Regions from separate parts of the Homo sapiens genome. Here region 1 is linked to region 2. The links are chromatin contacts, found by Hi-C or POLR2A ChIA-PET in ENCODE. All regions are on one chromosome and are shown on one strand. The core of a region is the stretch at or near the end of the contact, and the rest is flanking DNA. Distances in the headings are between cores, read along the strand shown.

Region 1 (3,178 bases), core at 281-2,780, 36 kb after region 2:
CAAAAAAAAAGGAAGGTCTACCTTAAACAGCTGTTCTCCAGCAAAAGCACTTTTCAAACTGTAAAGTGCTGAAATAGATCTCGGTTATGAGTGTTCTATTACATCCCTAACTTTTGAGTCCCTTCCATTGAATCCCTCTCCCGTTTCCTGTCCCTTTTCCTTTTTTTTTTTTCCGAGATACAGTCTTGCTCTGTCACCCAGGCTGGAGCGCAGTGGTGCGATCTCGGCTTGCTGCAACCTCCGCCTCCTGGGTTCAAGCGATTCTCCTGCCTCAGCCTCCGGAGTAGCTGGGATTACAGGCACGCGCCACCATGCCGGGTTAATTTTTGTAGTTTTATTAGAGACGGGGTTTCACCATGTTGGCCAGGCTGGTCTCTAATTCTTGACCTCGTGATCCGCCCGCCTCGGCCTCCCAAAGTGCTGGGATTGCAGGCGTGAGCCACCGTGCCCAGCCTCCTGCCCCTTTTCTTCAATATGAAGATAAAGCTGCCCCTGGCTGTACTGGAGGCCAATTCCGGGCCATAGCAGGAGGAACTGAGTTCTAATTCTGTCTTTGCCATGTAACTGAATTACCCAGGGCCCTCCCTAGTCCTGTTTCCTCTTTGGTGTAATAGGGATGAATACAGATGGGAAGATCGTGATATGAAAGAGTTCTGTGAGCTGTAAGGCATAATAATCATGAGGTATTATTACAGGACCAACAGGTGCCTAGGCCCGCTGTGCAATAACAGACCAGTTACACTGAGGAAGCAGGGTTATCAGCAGAAAAAGGGTTTAAAGATGGCAGGGTGCCTAGGAGGAGACGCAGGGAGACCAACAAATCCATCTTCCCCAAGGAGTTCCGGGCTGGGATTTTAAAGGGCATTGTGAAGGGTGAGGGGCTGGAAAATTGGGGTCATCGACTGGTCAGGGTAAGGGGGTTGAAATCCTCAGGATATGGAAACTGCAGTCCCCATTGAGTCTTGCTTCTGTGGGCTCCTTCAGAACAACTGGTGTCAGTAATTATGCTGGTATGCGGGACCTGAAAGAATATCTCCAAGGGAAAACGTTTCATAATGTTCAAGTTGTTATCTATGGAGTTAAGGGGAATTGTAATCTTGTGACAGGGTCTACGTGATTCTAGGACAGACGATGGGCACCTATCATAGCTGATACACAGAGCTATGAGCAAGCAGGTCGGAGAGCAAGGTGACCTAGTGATGAACGCAGAGTGTGCTGCAAGCTTCGTTTATTTTCGTTTTTCCCCCTCCCTTCTTCCCTGATTAATTTCCTAAAGTTTATAGGAGCAGTTTCAGTACCAGCCCGAGTAGGATGGAATCAAACACGGTGCTGGAACATTCCTACCCGGAAGTGGCCCCGACCCCCCTCCCCCCGTCCCGGCCTCCCACGCACGGGGGGGGGGGGGGGGGGGGCTGATCGGCGCTACCGGATTGGACAACTTGGCATGGGGCGGGGCCTCTGGGAGGCGTGGCCTCCGGCCGGCTCCTCTGCTGTTGCCAAGGGAAACTGCCGCGAGGAGGCGGAAGGAGCAGAGGACCGGCAGCCGGCGTCGAGGCGGGGCGCGGGAACGACGGCGGCCATGGCGGCCTCGGGGCCCGGGTGTCGCAGCTGGTGCTTGTGTCCCGAGGTGCCATCCGCCACCTTCTTCACTGCGCTGCTCTCGCTGCTGGTTTCCGGGCCTCGCCTGTTCCTGCTGCAGCAGCCCCTGGCGCCCTCGGGCCTCACGCTGAAGTCCGAGGCCCTTCGCAACTGGCAAGGTGAGCAGGGGCGGGCCGGGATCGCGGGGCGAGTCCTTGTCCTCCGACTTTGCCGGTTCCTGGGCTCTAGCCTCCGGGACTCGCCCCTTCAGGCCTCACCGCCAGTCTCCCCCTGTCTCGGTCCTCATCACCATGCCCGCCCCCCGGAGGACCGACCTCCAGCACCGTCTCTTGCTCTCCGTGTTCCACACCTTTGTCTGCAGACCCCATCTTCGTCATCACTGTAATCCCTTCCCTACCCGAATTTGTTCCCTTCCCTGTCGCCACCAGACTGGTTAAGGCCCCAAATCCATTCGCTAGCAAATCCATGCTCGCTCTCCAAGGGTAAAGATTTTTCGTCTCCCCCTCCCATTTCACATACACACCTACGTCTGCTTTAGGCCTAAGCCCCACTGAAAAACGTTTTTCTCTCACCTACATCACGACAATTGGACTTTATCCACAAACCCCTATAAGCCCTATAAACGTCCTGCCCTCTTGAGATTTGGAATTTCTTCTGCTTTTTCATCTGTATCTTAATCTTGACTGCCATTCCCAGCTCATGGGGGTACCAGGGTGTCTTCTGCCTTTGGAGAGAAGTGTTTGTTTTTCTCTAGGGGAGAGAAATTTTGCAGACCAATTAAGTATAAACATCCATTCCTGAAAGACATTCCTAGTCTCCGTGTCTTCCTCATTTTCTCGAGAGGAACACAGGAAATTTGCATATCTCCTGCTGTTTTGCAAAGCACACACACTGATATGTATTAATTTCGTTTAACCCTCACAAGGATCCCATGACGTAGGACCTGTTATTGGCCCGTTATCTAGATAAGATTGAGGTTTCATGCAGAGAATCGCAGAGCTGTTGCGTCATGCAATTGAGATAGGAATCTATATTTTTTTTTTTATTCTGTGATGTTTTGGAACTAGAGCCTTCGGGTAGATAATCTCCAAATCATGTACAGTTGCTTCTAGAATCTTTTCATGTTTATACTTGGAATTTCAGTTTTGGAAATACTCAACAAATAATGAAGTACTCTTCAGATAATGAAGCCTCTGGTGATGGCCAGACTGAGGTATATGGTTCCATAGCCTGCTTCCCCACTCCAATCTAAAACTGTTCCCCCCACCCTAGGTATACATAGCACCACCTCACAGACAGAAGCAAAATGCCAACCTAACCTTAACCTCCCACTTTCTGGGGTTCACTGCTTCCCTGGGTGTGGGTTTCGTGGATATGTGAGCGTTAGAGACGTAAGGGACCTTTGAAGTCCTCAATCTAACTCTTGTTACTTTACAGTGAGGAAACTGACGCCTAGAGGACCTGTGACATGATTAAACTCAGCCAGCCTGGATGTAATAGAGCCAAGATTCCACTCCAAGTCTTTAGACTCCCAAGTCCAATATTACCATCAGTTCTTTGGTCTCTCTCCTTGAGTTTA
Region 2 (2,941 bases), core at 7-2,506:
GATCGCTTTGAGTTCAGGAGTTTGAGACCAGCCTGGGCAATATAGCGAGACCCTGTCTCTACAAAAAAAATAAAATAAAGCCAGGCGTGGTGGTGTGAGCCTGTAGTCCCAGCTACTTGGGAGGCTTAAGTGGGAGGATCACTTGAGTCTGGAAGGTTGAGGCTGCAGTGAGCTATGATCGCACCACTGCACTCCAGCCTGGGCGACAGAGCAAGACTCTGTCTCTAAAATAAAAATTAAAAAAGTTAATCATGTCTGAAAATTACCTTCATAGTAGCACCTAGACTGGTGTTAGCATCTAAACTGATGTCTAGACAGGCACCTTAGCATAGCCAAATTGTCAGAAAATTAGCTACAACATAGATCTTTTGTCTGTGCCTCAAAATCCAGGTTTAGCAGCCCTGGGGAGAGAAAAAGCTTTTGTTTTGTCTTTGAGACCCACCTCCCCAAGCTTCTTTTTTTTTTTTTTTTTTTGACACTGAGTCTCAGTCTGTCACCTAGGCTGGAGTGCTATAGTACGATCTTGGCTCACTGCAACCTCTGCCTCCCGGGTTCAAGCGATTCTCGTGCCTCAGCCTCCCAAGTAGCTGGGACCACAGGTGTGTGCCACCACACCCGGCTAATTTTTTTTTGTAATTTTAGTAGAGAAAGGGTTTTGCCATGTTGGCCAGGCTGGCCTTGGACTCCTGACCTCAAGTGATCAGCAGACCTTGGTGTCCCAAAGTTCTGGGATTATAGGTATTAGCCACCGCGCCCAGCCTTTTCATTTTTTTTTTTTTTTCTGTCTCCGAAGACTGGCCTCTTTCCAGGATGACTTTCAGTGAAATTTCCACTCCTTTCAGGGGAAACACAACTCCCACCCACACTGATAACAGACATTTCCTTCTTGCTGCATCAGGATGATGAGAATTGAAGTCTGGTTTAACCCTGTCCTTAACCTTCCCTGGGGCCCTGGATGGGTAGTTCTGTAGCTCCCGGCCTCTTGCTGACCACTGGACCAAAATACACAGAAGAATCCTATACAAGGTAAGCATTTGACGGATACCTCTTAGGTGGCCTCAGCTTTAGGAAGCTTTATTGGATCCAAAAATAGCTTTATTTCCCCAGGCCAGCCTCCCCACATACCTTGCCTCCAGCTTAGTGTCACAGTGCCTGTATCTCTGTGCGAAGAGTGATATTGGGGTGTTTGCAGGCTGGACTCAGAGCTGAAAGTCTCCCTGCCAAGTAGTGAGCATTTCACTATTCACGGAGGTGCCCCAGGGGCCAGCAGAGAGATTTCCAGAACAGGAAACACCCCCGCAGAAGTGGAGATCAACAGTAACAACAATGTATATTTCTAAACAGAACAGTGACTCATATTAAACATCTGTTTCACAATAGGGCCTTATATGCAAAACAACCCTAAGTATAGAAGGAGCCAAGAAACCAAAGAATGAGGCAGACAAATCCAGTTTGTCATCACGGGGTGTTTCACTGGGGGAACTATGGACAGAAGCATCGTCTTGGATGGCCACAAGGCAGGTAGATCTCCATGCTGTTACATCCCAGACTCAGGAACTATATACCATAAGGAAAGAATGCACATGCTCCAGAAGGAATGTGTAGGAATTTGCTTAAGGGCAGGATTTACAGTAAGTAGGAGTTCATCAAGGTTGATTTGATCCAAGTGTTACCAGAAAGGGGTCCCGATCCAGACCCCAACAGAGGGTTCTTGGATCTCGCGCCAGAAAGAATTCAGGGCAAGTTCATAAAGTAAAAGCAAGTTTATTAGGAAAGTAACGTGGTGAAGGACACAGCTACTCCACAGACAGGTTAGGAAGAGGAGGAATGTGTCCACCCTGGAGACAATACTTGTTTATATATAGCATAAGAAAAGATTATGGGGAGATGTGTTCTGCTACAAGGGTTTGTGATAAAGGATTAATTTTCTTACTGTATTTCGCAAGAATCGAAATTATCGTAGGAACGCTTCTGTTGTCAAGATATCGGGATATCAGGACACTCCTAAGTCTGGGTCTGTTTAGTAAACATTGTCAATCTGTTCCCTTAACTGTAAACATCTGGAGGCTAGGAATACCTCACTTTCTGGGAGTGCGGCCCAGCAAGCCCCAGCCTCATTTTTCTTAGCCCTCACTCAAGATGGAGTCACTCTGGTTCTAACGCCTCTGGCATAAGGGCAGGATTAATGGTAAGTATGCGCTTTTATATAAGGAATGATAGATAAACTGGAAATCTTAGAGGCATTCTTGGAACCAGGGTTAATCAGAAGCCTAGCTTCCAAGATGGAGTTATTTCAGCCTCCACAACATCTCTTCAGATAGATGGGACTTCACAGATTTCCCCAAGAATCACGGATAGAATTGGTTTGACAAGTGTGTGATTACATAGACCACTTTATGGCTCCCATAGAGGCTGGCATGATGGTTTACGCCTACAACCCCAGCACTTTGGGAGGCTGAGGCAGGAGGATTGATTGAACCCAGGAGTTCGAGACCAGCCTGGGCAACATAGGAGACCCTGTCTTTATTTTGTTTGTTTGTTTGTTTTGTGTTTTTTGAGACAATCTCACTCTCACTGCCAGACTGGAGTGCAGTGGCACAATCAGCTCATTGCAGCCTCGACCTCCTGGTCTCAAGCAATCGTCCTACCTCAGCCTCCTGAGTGGTGGGGACTACAGGTGCTTATCACCACACATGGCTAATTTAAAAAAAGAAAATTTGGAGCTGGGTTTGGTGGCTCACTCCCGTAATCCCAATACTTTGGGAGGCAGGCTAAGGCAGGTGGATCACCTGAGGTCGGAAGTTCAAGACCAGCCTGGCCAACATGGTGAAACCCCATCTCTACTGAAAATACAAAAATTAGCTGGGCATGGTGCTGTGCACCTGTAATCCCAGCTTCTCAGAAAGCTGAGGCAGGAGAATCACTTGAACCCGGAAGGTGG

The links. Hi-C counts contacts between places; a loop is a spot of excess contacts on that map. ChIA-PET counts read pairs that join two places held with the same protein, here RNA polymerase II (POLR2A). Pooled maps may share reads with other maps.
Region 1: a loop to region 2 is called in a pooled map, with 6 times the contacts of the local background. The contact joins the promoter of RHBDD2 here to the enhancer-like site in region 2. A Hi-C loop is called at or near these places in 5 of 37 single-sample maps with no recorded cell type and 9 of 50 pooled maps. POLR2A ChIA-PET finds 5 or more read pairs at or near these places in 8 of 52 experiments (A673, MCF 10A, Panc1 and 5 more).

What each region holds. Positions count from the first base shown.
Region 1 is chr7:75,877,504-75,880,681 of GRCh38, forward strand. It overlaps RHBDD2 (rhomboid domain containing 2), which reads left to right and starts at 1,531. Exons shown (of 4, transcript NM_001040456.3): 1 at 1,531-1,757. The coding sequence starts at 1,580. RefSeq lists an enhancer at 1,227-1,835 and silencers at 1,382-1,631, 1,732-1,911.
Region 2 is chr7:75,841,724-75,844,664 of GRCh38, forward strand. No RefSeq gene overlaps it. Among named protein-coding and RNA genes, the nearest start is that of CCL24, 29 kb to the left of the region's middle. RefSeq lists an enhancer at 1,210-1,429. Within about 2 kb of position 1,257, at least 13 of the 41 ENCODE cell types and tissues checked have a DNase peak (open chromatin) inside an H3K27ac peak, as active enhancers do; they include A673 and endothelial cell of umbilical vein, where a contact is called at or near this core.